Regions from separate parts of the Homo sapiens genome. Here region 1 is linked to region 2. Evidence: chromatin loops called from intact Hi-C (ENCODE). Cell type or tissue: MCF 10A. All regions are shown on one strand. Each heading gives the region's core, and the rest is flanking DNA. Links, peaks and the distances in the headings are about the cores only.

Evidence for each region. A loop is a pair of places that touch in the nucleus more often than their neighbours do. Peaks named below come from ENCODE experiments on the same cell type or tissue, not always from the same donor. Only the 100,000 strongest peaks of a DNase experiment are listed, where the experiment ranks them.
Region 1: a loop joins it to region 2, with 9 times the contacts of the local background. A loop is called at or near these places in 21 of 110 quality-filtered maps.

What each region holds. Positions count from the first base shown.
Region 1 is chr9:88,720,214-88,726,697 of GRCh38, forward strand. No RefSeq gene overlaps it. Among named protein-coding and RNA genes, the nearest start is that of MIR4289, 22 kb to the right of the region's middle. In MCF 10A, for the core only: a CTCF peak has its summit at 2,731 (motif pointing right); a DNase peak (open chromatin) is centred at 2,778.
Region 2 is chr9:88,590,970-88,597,453 of GRCh38, forward strand. No RefSeq gene overlaps it. Among named protein-coding and RNA genes, the nearest start is that of LINC02843, 58 kb to the right of the region's middle. RefSeq lists an enhancer at 2,932-3,091. In MCF 10A, for the core only: a CTCF peak has its summit at 2,987 (motif pointing right); a DNase peak (open chromatin) is centred at 3,022.

The DNA of each region.
Region 1 (6,484 bases), core at 1,697-4,196, 130 kb after region 2:
TTGATTTAAGTTTGAAATTTTCATGTTTTTTCCCTGACCTCAAGTAGTTGTATCTTTTTCAATATTACTCCCCCAACTCTATGGACACCAACTGGGTGTCCTACAATTTATCTCATCCTGTCACTAACTCCTAGAGTTATTGCAGACCCAAAGGTAAAGGGCTCAGACCCACAAGACTGCCCCTACTTTGGATGCCAGCCACAGTGGAGTGCTCAGATTATCCACACTTCTGCTTAGCTGGCTACAGATTCAGGGGTTCCCTTGATATCCTCCCTCCCCCCACCACCTGGTTTGAGAATTTGCAGAATAACTCACAGAACTCAGGAAAACAGTTTACTTATGTTTACCAGCTTATTATAAAGGATACAACTTAAGAATGGCCAGATGGGGCCTCGGGCAGTGGCTCATGCCTGAAATCCCAGCACTTTGGGAGGCTGAGGTGGGCAGATCACCTGAGGTCAGGAGTTCGAGACCAGCCTGGCCAACATGATGAAACCCCATTTCTACTAAAAATACAGAAAAAGTAGCCGGTCATGGTGGTGTGTGCCTGTAATTTCAGCTACTCAGGAGGCTGAGACAGGAGAATCGCTTGAACCTGTGAGGCGGAGGTTGCGAGAGCCGAGATCACACCGCTGCAGTCCAGCCTGGGCAACAGAGTGGGACTCCCTCAAAAAAAAAAAAAAAAGAAAAAGGAAAAGAAAAAAAAAGAATGGCCAGATGAAAGAGATGCATAGGGCAAGGTATGGGGAGTAAGGAACATGGTACTTTCGTGCCCTCTCCAAGGCACCTCATCTCCCAGCACATTGAGCATTTACCAACCCATAATTTCTCTGAGCCCCATCATTAAGGGGTTTTGTAGAGGTTTTGTTACATAGGCATGGTTGATTAAGTCGTTGGCCATTGGTGGCTGAACTCAATTTCCAGCCCCACTCTCCTCCCCCAGAGTGGGTGGGACTGAAAGTTCTAACCCTCTAATTCCAGGGTTGTTTTTTCTGGCAACCGGACCCCTATCCTGAAGCTATCCGGGGCCACACCCACCAGTCATCTTACATCAGCATATAAAAGACACTCATCACTCAGGAGACTCTGTGGGTTTTAGGAGCTATGTGCCAGGAGCCAGGAACAAAGGCCAATGCATATATTTTATTATGCTTGCAGAAATGGAATAACATCCCAAAATCCTGCCTCCAATGGGGACTTAACAGCACTGTTCCTTTTTTGTAGTACAAGGTTGTTACCAAAAAGGGGCCCCTATCCAGACCCCAAGAGAGGGTTCTTGAATCTCATGCAAGAAAGAATTCAGGGTGAGTCCATAGAGTAAAGTGAAATCAAGTTTATTAAGAAAGTAAAGAAATAAAGAATGATTACCCCATAGGCAGAGCAGTGGCATGAGCTACTCAAGCTGCTTAACTTACCATTACTTCTTGATTATATGCTAAACAAGGGGTGGACTATTCATGAGTTTTCTGATTAAGGAGTGGAAAATTCCCAGTACTGAGGGTTCCTCCCCCTTTTAGACCATATAGGGTAACTTCCTCCCTTTTTCATGGTATTTGTAAACTGCCATGGCACTGGTGGGAGTGTTTCTTAACATGCTAATGCATTATAATTAGTGTATAATGAGCAGTGAGGATGACCGGAGGTCACTCTGGCCACCATCTTGGTTTTGGTGGGTTTTGTCTGACTTCTTTACTGCAAGCTGTTTTATCAGCAAGGTCTTTGTGACCTGTATCTTGTGCTGACCTCCTATCTCATCCTATGACTAAGAATGCCTTAACCTCCTGGAAATGCAGCCCAGTAGGTCTCAGCCTTATTGTACCCAGCCTGTATTCAAGATGGAGTTGCTCTGGTTTAAATGCCTCTGACAGGATAGAGCCAGGACTGGGCCCCAGGCCATCTAGCTGACTTCATATTTCCACCTACAACAAAGTCCTACATCACAGGATTGACAAGGTACAATAAAGGAGTCCTACATTCCCACTCTGTGGAGCTCTGGCTCTAACACCATTTCTAACACATGCTAAACAGAGTAATGGAATCTTCATTGACAAATATTGAGGGCACAGCATTAAGAGGGATTTTCCTGTTATGACTCCTTATTTCCACAAGATGTGGAAGGTTGTGCAAAACAAAGCCAATACACACACACGCTTAGGTCCTTCCTGAGAGCCTAGATTAATTTTATTGCAAACAGAAAGTAGGGAGATATGAAGGTCCATGGCAAGTAGGATAGTACAACACAACACAGTACAATATGACATAATCACAGAACATTTTTCATTAATGGATAAAGAAAATATAGTATCATATACACAATGGAATACTATTCAGCCTAAGAAAATGAAATATTATCATTTGGGACAATATAGATGAACCTGGAGGACATTACGCAAAATGAAATAAGCCAGGCATAGAAAGATACATGCCACATGATCTTACTCATCTGTGGAATCTAAGAAAGTCCAACTCAGAGGAGTGTAAGGGAGTACCCCCATTTTTTTAAGAGGTGGTTTATTTTTTTTTCCCTCTATCACTTTTTTTCTCACTTCCCTGGCTCCCTATTTCCTACCTAGCCCTTCAGAAATGCAAATGTAACCTTTCACCTCCCCCCTCACCAGACATTCCTTACAGGGCAAGTTCATCTAACTATGCACTCCAAGATGGATCTCTCCTGGAGAGTTGACAGTTGATTTGCAGACCAAAGCATACCCCATGGAACTTTCACTTGTAGGGGGTTGCCTCAGAACTTTGATCCACTAGAGGGCATATGGAAAGCATGCCTGCTTGGCCACTTTTACAACTTACATCTGCCCAGGAAGGTGCCAACTCAACTGTAGATAGACAAGGCACCAACCTAACAGGGGGAACCCTGCCCTTGCTCATTCCCCACCCCGCCACCTTATAAAAGTGCCCGCTTTCTGCTCCAAAGGTGAAGCAGTACAGTAGGACATCTGTGCCTCTTCCCCAAGCTAGCTTCGGAAGAAATTCACTTTTTTAGGTATCAGATCTTACTTTTTTTAACTGGACTCTAAATGCAGCAAGCAACTAAGCTGCATTTCAGTTACAGAAGCAGAGTTGAATGGTAGTTACCAGAGGCTGGGTGTTTTGTGAGGGATGGGGAGATCTTGGTCAAAGGGTACAACTTTCAGTTATGGAGGATAAATAAGTTCTGGAGATTTACTGTACAGTTTGGTGACAATGGTTAATAATGCTTCATTGTATATTTGAAATTGACTAAGACAGTAGGTCTTCAATGTTTTCACCACCCCCAAAAAAAAGTATATAAAGTGATGTATATGTTAATTTTCTTGATTTGATAATTTCATTATATATACATATATTAAAAACATCGTGTAAATATATGTAATTTCTAATATTAATTTTTAAAATTTTATTTTTAATTGACATAATAGTTCTATATATTTATGGGGCACAAAGTGATATTTTGATATATGTTTACAATGTGGAATGATTAATTCAGGCTCATTAACAAATTCATCACATGCTTTTCATTTTTGTGGTGAAAATATTTTAAATCTACTCTCTTGGCAATTTTAAAATATATAATGCATTGTAAATATAGTCACCATTCTGTGCAATAGGTCACTAACACTTATTCCTCCTTATTTAACTGAAACTTTGTACCTTTTGATCAACATCTCTCATTTCTTCATACACTCCTCTCCCCCAGCTTTTGGTAACCACATTCTATTTCCACTTCTATGAGTTCAACTTTTTTAGATTCCACATATAAGTGATATCATGCAATACTTGCCTTTCTGTGCCTGGCTTATTTCATGCTGCATAATGTACTCCAGGTTTATCATGTTGTCTCAAATAACAAGATTTCCATCTTTTTAAAGGCTAAACAGTACTCCCTTGAGTATATAGATCACACATTCCTTATCCATCCATCTGATGGTGGACACCTGGGCTGCTTCCATATCTTATCGATTGTGAATAATGCCGCAATGAACATTGGAGTGCCCACATCTCTTCAACATGCTGATTTCAATATATTTCTATTTGTTAATTATACCTCAATAAAGCCGGGGTGAGGAAAAATATATCAGCCACTTGGCAAATTAAAAAAAGAATATTTCCCATGTTCTTTGTCCTAAAGCAAGAATAAATGTAATCAGTTATTTCTGGGAGTCCACACGAACTGTCTGGGATGTGAGAACAGTCCTCAGTCACATATCAGCACTTATTTTCCTCATCAGCTCAGGGCTCACTAGCTTTGACAGGCACAAGCACGTTCCTGCCAAGTCCTTCATCAGAAAATGTTTTCCTAACTCAGGCAGATGGAGATTATCATCAACTTCAAGACCGCCCAAAAGAAGATCCGAGTGCTTCAGTCACTGGGACTGCAGGGAGAAGTGTTCAGACAGAGGGAACCTTGAGCAACTGGATGCTGTGTGAGCCAGCAGAGACGGCCAGGGGAGGGTCCCATGGAATCAAGCCAGAAATGCTCTGTCCAGACCCTTCTTGCCCTGGGCTTAAAGGACAGAGCTTCCTTATTGGGCAACTCCCTTCATCTTAACTCCTTCTATGTATTAATACATGTTGAAAGAAAATTTATTTCCCTGGCTGTTTTTTTTTTTTTTTTTTTTTTTGAGACGGAGTCTTGCTCTGTCGCCCAGGCTGGAGTGCAGTGGCTGATCTCGGCTCACTGCAAGCTCCGCCTCCCGGGTTCACGCCATTCTCCTGCCTCAGCCTCCCGAGTAGCTGGGACCACAGCCACACATCCACCACCACGCCTGGCTAATTTTTTGTATTTTTAGTAGAGACGGGGTTTCACCGTGTTAGCCAGGATGGTCTCGATCTCCTGACCTCGTGATCCGCCTGCCTCGGCCTCCCAAAGAGCTGGGATTACAGGCGTGAGCCACCGCGCCTGGCCTTCCCTGGCTGTTTTGAAATATAGCGCAGTGGGAGAAAATTTGAGGCATAGTAACGCCAACAGGTAAGAATACGACTGCCATTGAAAAGATAGTTTCTCACAGTTCCCAAGAAGAGAGCCCACACCATGCCACGAGGTATATATGGAAATACCAAGATAGGCCATAGGCAGAGGAATCGAGGGTACTGTGGGCAAGAGCCTTTATTTTGTTTTGTTTTGTTTTTGTGGGAAGGGACTGGTGAGGCAGGGTAAGCAGGCTTGGGATTGGCTAGTATGAATCATTTCAGTGGGCTCTGGGGTGGAGGGACTCTCCCTGGTTGTCTGGTACCTGCCCTGGGGTGATTGGGGTAAGGGGATAGTGGCCCAGAGTATGAGAGCCCCATAGAGGGGGCAGTGGGGTGTGGGCTCTGGGTTGGTTGTTTTACATATGAAAGGTGTACTCACAGGGGTCCTTTACTCCCTCTAGGAATTAGCTGGTTCTTGGGGCTGGGGTGGGGAGAACAGTTCCTCCAGGGCCAGCAGCTCCCAAGATGTCAAAGCATCAGAATACAAAAAATAAAATACTTGGTAATACACTGGCCAAATTTTTATATTATTATTGCAAGACCATCCCAGATTCACACTGGACAGAAACGAGTCGCCTTGTCAATGTCTAGATGGGGCTTTGTAAGAAGCCCGGTCATCAAAGGCTCAGCCCAGGCATGGCTTTCTAGGGAACATGCAGTTGGGCTCAGTAGTTATGTGTGGGGCTGATCAAGGAGCCCAAATCTTAGGGGTCCCTTTGGTGAGGGAGGCTCAGCTGAGCAGCACAGAGAGGGCTTGGTGGCAGTTCTGACCTTTTAGATTTAATTGAGTCTTGGATCAGTAAACTTTATGAAATATGTCACATACAACCCAATTTCAGAGGCATTTCTATGTCCATTTTATGAAGATATTAAATCACTTTTTGAAACTGAGATTTTTATCTGGAAGCCTTTTCATGACTTTGTTAATCCAGAGCTGCCTTTTGATTTCTTCTTTTCTTCCTTTTCTTTTTTGAGTAGAAGAGTGATAACAGGACCTGAATAGTAAACACTGTTTTGTTTTTTAACTTGAGAAACACAAGCCCAAATAATAATTTAAAATCTTCAAGAAAAATAGAGATTTTTTTTCTCCCTCATCTAAAATTCACATGGCTGGAGCTGTACCTTTAAGTATTCAGGCTTGATTCTTTCTAAATTGGCAGGGAATTGACCTGCAGTTTTAAAAAGAAGCCTGTTTTTTCCTTATATGCACGTAGAATGTTCATCTACATGTTTAAGGCAACTGCAAATGGTCTCCAGGTGATATAAAATAAAGGGTGTCTGAAATCTAAAGTAATTATAGGGATATAGTATGAAGAAAGGGTCATATGTAAAAATCAGGATTATACTCTTGTGCTTATCAAAATTCTCCAGATAATAATGTTTAAAGATAATTCAAAAACATCTACTAGGCAATTTTATAACTTAAAAAACTCTTAAAATAAATGGTTTTAACCAGATCAATATAAATTTCTGAATCAAATTTAACTTTTAAATTGTGCCTCCTGTAAAACCTTCCAGG
Region 2 (6,484 bases), core at 1,655-4,154:
TGTGCTCCCTCCTGCGAGGGGTTGAGCATGGTCAGCTGAGTAAAAGGGGCACCCTTCTCGTGAGTCCTGCAAAAGGGTCAAGAAAATATCCTGCCTCACTCTCATCCATGTCCCCTGGAGAGCATGCACCTCCAATGCCGATGCTCTCTTGGGAGCAGGAAGAGGGAAAGTGAATCAGGAATATTGGGTGATTTTAGCCTTTGGTCAGACATACTTTATGGCAAATTTCCACCAAAGAGGCAATTTCAACAAATACAATATTCTGTGGCAGACACTGCTTCTTTCTCTAATTCGCATAACACTAAGAAAACATTTCCCTCTATTAATGGAGATAGGAAAGAGACAGATAATGGATCCACTGGCAAGGCGTGGCTGCCCTCCACACTATTGATTTTTCTAGCCATGAAGTTGTCTCAGGCCAAATGCAGTCAGCTGAGAGGCAGTAATGGAGGGGGAAAGGGTCTATCGTGTGTATATGTAATGCATGCTGCTAAGTTGATGAATCTTTTGGAAGGACTCTGTTTGCTGTGGAAAATAGGCCAGGGTATGCAGGCCATCAACTGCGTGGAAGATTTCATTAGAAACAGAAATTCTCCACTCAATGTGGGCATCGTTTTCTGCCTGCCGACTCTGTGGCTTCCTGGCAAGGCCAGTGAATGAGGACCCTGCAGCAGCTGCGCACATTTCGACAACAGTATTTTGTTGAGTCTCAACACAGAATTCTTTCATTCTTTAACACAAATTCTGAAATTGAGATGGGCCTTACTATTAGCAGCAAAATAGACTTGCTTGGTTCCAGGCAGAGGATGGAGCTCAGAAGCTGTGTCGTTGCTGTGAGGACACGAACGTGCCATACATATGACTGTGGACCAGCTCCCTTCGTGTGGGCAGCGTTGCAACTGGCGGCATTGTAGTTCAACTTTGTGCTCTTTACTTTGACCTAATGTGTCATCACAAAACCCCACTATAAAATTATGTAGCTATACTTTGTTGTAAGTTAAAAATTATATGTTGTACATACAATTTATCTGTTTTTATATAAAATAAAAGTTAAGCTTCACGGAGGAAATTGCCTGCTGTGTTCCAGCCAGGAGAGCTCAAGAACCTCCCTGCGCTTTGCAATGAGTGAGGGGCACCTTATGGTCCACTGAAAAGCAGAGTTTCCAAGTCAGGAACAACTCTCTGTTAAGAAGAGGGCTCACGTTTGAAGGAAACTCATCTAACAGTCACATAGGATAACTGTGACTTAACCAAGTGGCAAATGAGCATGAGGTCCTGGCATTTTTGAGGTATGTTTTGAAATAATTTCTATCCATGTAGGACAGGGTTCTTTTATTTTTTTATTTTATTTTATGTTTTTAGGTTCAGGGAGCATGTATGTGGGTTTGTTACATGGATAAATTGCATGTTGCTGAGGTTTGGGGGTGAGTACTACCATGATATCATCACCCAGGCAGTGAGCATAGTACCTGATAGGTAGTTTTTTGTGTTTTTTTTTTCAACTTTTATTTTAGGTTTAGGGCTGGATTACAAAAAAATCACTGGTGGGTTCTATGCTTAGTACCTGGGTGACAAAATAACCTGTATACCAAACCCCTGTGCACGAGTTTACCTGTATAATGAACCTGCAGCAATGGGCACACAGAGGGGAACAACATGTAGGACAGAGTTCAAACCTTAAGGGATCAGGAGCAGGAGCAAGAGTTGGTAAAAATAAAAATAAAAGTCTACCATCTGCGGCTGGGTGAAAGGTCAGTGGGCCGGGGCATTCCCAAACTATTCAAACTCATTCTCAGGACTCGGCTGCCAGCAGAGGAAGGATATTATTGTCAGTTGTGTGCGTGTTTCAGTGTTGTGTTTTCCCTCTCAACCCCCGAAAAGCTGATCTCAGGAGGAGCTGGGGAGCTCTGGGCTCTCCTAGACCAGTCTGAGGATGCCACATAATACAGAGTTTTGGGCTTTTGGAAAGACACCGAGATGCGCTCTGCGAAGCCTTCTCAGCCCTGATCAGTGGCACATGGAGGACGCTGACCCAGGCAGCACAAGCCTGCCGGCAGCCTCTTTCCATGCAGCGCTGTAATTTCTAAAGAAGGGAATCCGCACGGTGAGACTTGGGTGTATAAGGCATTCTGGGGTTGAAAAATCGAAAATCATGATTAAAAATGACCTATCGGCATCTGTGCAGAGCCTGTAGACTGGCACTGGGGGCTATGTGTCACCTCGGCCCATTGGATCTTATTGATTTGTCTGGTCATTCAGCCTCTGGTCGTTCAAGCCCAGGGCAGGCAGCTCAGCAGGAGCAACAATGGTGAGTGTGGGGTGCACACCTCTGCAGGTCAGGCTTCTAGGGCAAAAGGGAATTCCAAAAGCCTTTGCCTAAGACACTCTCAGAGTAACTGATTCACAGACAAAGATGAGATTGCTAACATTTTTATTCTTGTGATTTCGTGAAGCAGGAACAAGTGCAGGTAATTCTGCAGGCTCAGGACTCTGAACGAATCTCCACTGGGGATACAGGTACACATTCCATCTGCATCTTTCAGGCAGACAAGGGGAATGAGCAAGGAAATTCTCTGCCTTTGAAAAAAAATGCACCTACAAAAAGGTGCAAAAGCTAACAAAGAAACAAAAAAACAAGCAAAAAACAAAGACAAACCTGGTTCTGTGTCAAGGCTTTGCAAATGCCAAATGGAAAGTTGGTTTTTCTTTGCAGCTCCCTGCAGCCTCCTCCACCTGCCCAGAAGCTCTAGAGACACTGCCTGGGACAGATTCTTGGCAGGTGGGATTTGTGGGGCACCGTGGTTCTCTTTTGCCCCTGGAAATGGTAGGCTGTGCTGGGGAAGAGAACGTGTAGGTCCTCAGGGTCTTTGCTTTCTTGAGGAAAAAAATGACTCAGCTTTCTTGGTGGTTAGAGCCCACATAATTTCATTTCAAGGGCTTGTTTTATATGTGGGAAAATTGCACATACACCCAATATACGATTGTTGAGGGTTTTTATAGATCCCCTTCACCACCAGGGGGCCCATAACTCCAGGTTAAGAATACCCCGAGAGAAAATTTTGCAGAGTGCAGGAAATGAAACCAAACCATATTTCCACAGACACCACAGTTAATATTTTGCTTTTCTTTTCAGTCTTTCTCAAAAGTTTATGCTTTCAAAAAGCCCTTTTCCATAAAAATTATTCACAAACTCTTTTTTGATGGCTACATAATACTCCGTCTCCAAATCATAGTTTACTGTTGGATTTTTAGGCTGTTCCCATTTTTTGACCATTAGAAACAGCACTCTTGTCATCACTGTGTGGATATAATTTTGTCTCTTTTTCATTTAATTTCCCTTGCATATACTTTTAGAAGTGGAACGACTAGGTCAGAGATTTAAATAATTTTTAATTTCTTGATACACATTGTTAAATTCTCATTTTCAGATATGTTGTCCCAATTCTCAATTTCAACAATAGTAGAGTGAGTGGAGTGGGCTTCCTATGCCATCCTTGCTGTCATAGACTGCTAGCATTTTCAATGTTTACAATTTCTTGGGTAAAACATGCCATTCCAGTGTGGCTCAAATCTGAACTTCTTTAATGACTGTGAGCGCAAACATTCATACAGGCACTTGTTTGCATATTTGTTTCTTCTTTTTTGAAGGTTCTGTCTCTTGTTTATTTTTTTCTTTTCTTTTCTTTTTCTTTGAGACAGGGTCTTGCTCTGTTGACCAGGCTGGAGTGCAGTGGCACCATCTCGGCTTACTGCAACCTCTGCTTTCCTGAGCTAAAGTGATTCTCCCATTTCAGCCTCCTGAGTAGCTGGGACTACAGGTGTGCACCACCATGCCTAGCTAATTTTTGTATTTTTAGTAGAGACAGGGTTTTGCCATGTTGACCAGGCAGGTCTTGAACTTCTGGGCTCAAGCAATCCTCCTGTCTCAGCCTCCCAAAGTCTTGGGATTACAAGCATGAGCCACCACACCTGGCCTATTTTACAATTAGGGTTTTCTCACCAAATTTGTGAGTTCTTGAAATATTATAAATAAACTTTCTCCTATTTGATGTCAACATTTCCCCTTTTGCTTACTGCATTATTTAATTTTGTTTATAGTAATTTCAGTTCTATTAGTTTTTTTGCTATTTTTTATGCAAAATCTCCTACCCCTATGCAAAAGAAAGGTAACTATTCACCTACAGTTTTTCTAATACTTCTATGATTTCAGATTTATATTTCACCTTTTAATCCATTCAACATTTATCTTGATATGTAACATGAAGTTAGACTAGAAAGCTGATTTATTTTCCCTCAATAAGATCAATAATTTTCCTAGCAGCAAGTATTGACTAATCCATTACAGTTTGGTTTGTGATTTGTAAAATATGTTAAGTTCTTATCAATAGAAATATGTGGTAGGCAGAATCATAAGACATCCCTGAAGATCATGCACATCCTGGGACTATGAATTTTCACTTAATGTCTTTTGTGACAAATTTTACTCTTGTGATTAGGTTAGGTTACGCAGTATGTTTGACCTCAGATAGGGAGACTCTCCTGTCGGCTAACCTAGTCACATAAACCCTTCTCTGGCTCTGCTGGCCTAGAAGACAGCAGAGTGCCTGTAGTCAGTCAGTGAGGAGACATGTACCCTAGGCCCATGGCTACAAGGAACTGGATTCTGACACAAGAATAATGAGCTGGGAAGCAAATATTTACCTAGAGCCTTCAGAGGAAGACTCAGCCTGTCAACATCTTGATTTTATGTTTGTGTGACTCTGAGTAGAGAACCCAGCCATGCCATTGCAAAATTCTGAGCCACAGACCTGTGAGCTGGTGAAGTGTTGTTTTAAATCATAAGTGTGTGATAATTTGTTACACAGCGTTGAGAACTATTACACCTACATATCCTGGTATATATACACCTGGTATAATGTGTTCAAATTAAATTTGAAGAATACAAAGTCATTGCCAGTGGAAAAACTGGGTGAAAGAGGTGGTTCCTTCCATGAGACGGAGCAGTGTGTCATGCGGCACAAAGGACACTAACAAAACAGCATTTTTTCCAGAATTACAAAAAGCATAGAAAGAGCTCCTGACACCCTTCAGCCAGATTCTCCAATTTTTCACATTTTACCATATTTGCCTCATCATTCCTTCTCTCTGTAGATAGAGATGCAATTGTAAACACACACACACACACACACACACACAGGTCTTTTTTAATTCACAACACTTCTGACTCACACCAGTGTGTTGGTTTTTTCCACACCAACGACCAAGGGTTCTGCAACTCTCCAAACACAAACTGGGTGTCCAGTAACTCAGTCCTATTTTTGTTGTGGGTGAGCAGTGACTGCCTGGGCCGGTGGTGCAGGGGTAAAATAATTTATCAAGACAGTGGTAGGCAAAGAAAGGCAGATTTATTAGAGGAAGTAGGAAAATACGTTGTAAGAAAGCAACAGACAGAATCAGCAAGAGAGGAGCTGACTGCAAGGAGACAAAGGCTTGGTGGGGATTTTATAGAATAGTGTTTATGCTATAAGCTGAAGAAGGGTTTGTGCAGTGCTGAAAATGATGAGGTTCCAGTGAACTCGCTTGCAGGTATCCGGTGACAGTTGGGCACAGGAAGATCGTGAGTTATTTGCACAGGAGGGCCATGTGTCCTGGACCATGAAGAAAGGCAGACTTAGAGCTTATCTGTTTCCTCTTTTTGTTTTCCCTTGGTCCCACTAGCCCTTTCCCTAATGAAGACTCCATAATTCTGACATGAACTACCTGGAGTTAGCTGACCCCACAGGTTTAAGGGCTCAGTCCCACGAGATAGCCCCCAGTTCAGACTCCAGTTGCAAGAACCAGGTCCTCAGTTTGCCTACACTTCTGTCTACTTTAGCTACAAAATTGGGGTTCCCACACCCCCATTCAGGTTTAATAACTTGGTAGAATGACTTGCAGAACTTAGAAAAGTGCTTCACTTACTGTTACCAGTTAATTATAAAGGTTACAACTCAGGAGCAGCCTGAAGGAAGAGAGACATAGGGCAAGGTATGCGGGAAGGGCAGGGAACTTCCATGCCCTGTTTGGGCATCTCATCCTCTCACCATCTCCATGTATCCACCAGCCCTGAAGCTTTCTGAACCCCATAATTTGTTTTTATGGAGGCTCCATTACATAGGCACAACTGATTAAATCATTGGCTATTAGTTATTAACTCACCCTCCAGCCTTTCCTTCCTCCCTAAAGGTCAGGGGTGGGGACAAAGTTCCAAGTTTCTAATGAAGGCTTGGTCTTTTTGGCCACTAGCTCCAATCCTCAAGATATCTAGGAAGCCACCAAGAGTTGCCTCATTAGAATAAAAGATGCTTCACCCTCCATTCCAAGATGGCCGAGTAGGAACAACTCCGGTCTGCAGCTCCCAGCATGATTGACACAGAAGACAGGTGATTTCTGCATTTCCAACTGAGGTACTGGTTCATCTCATTGGGACTGGTTGGAAAGTGGG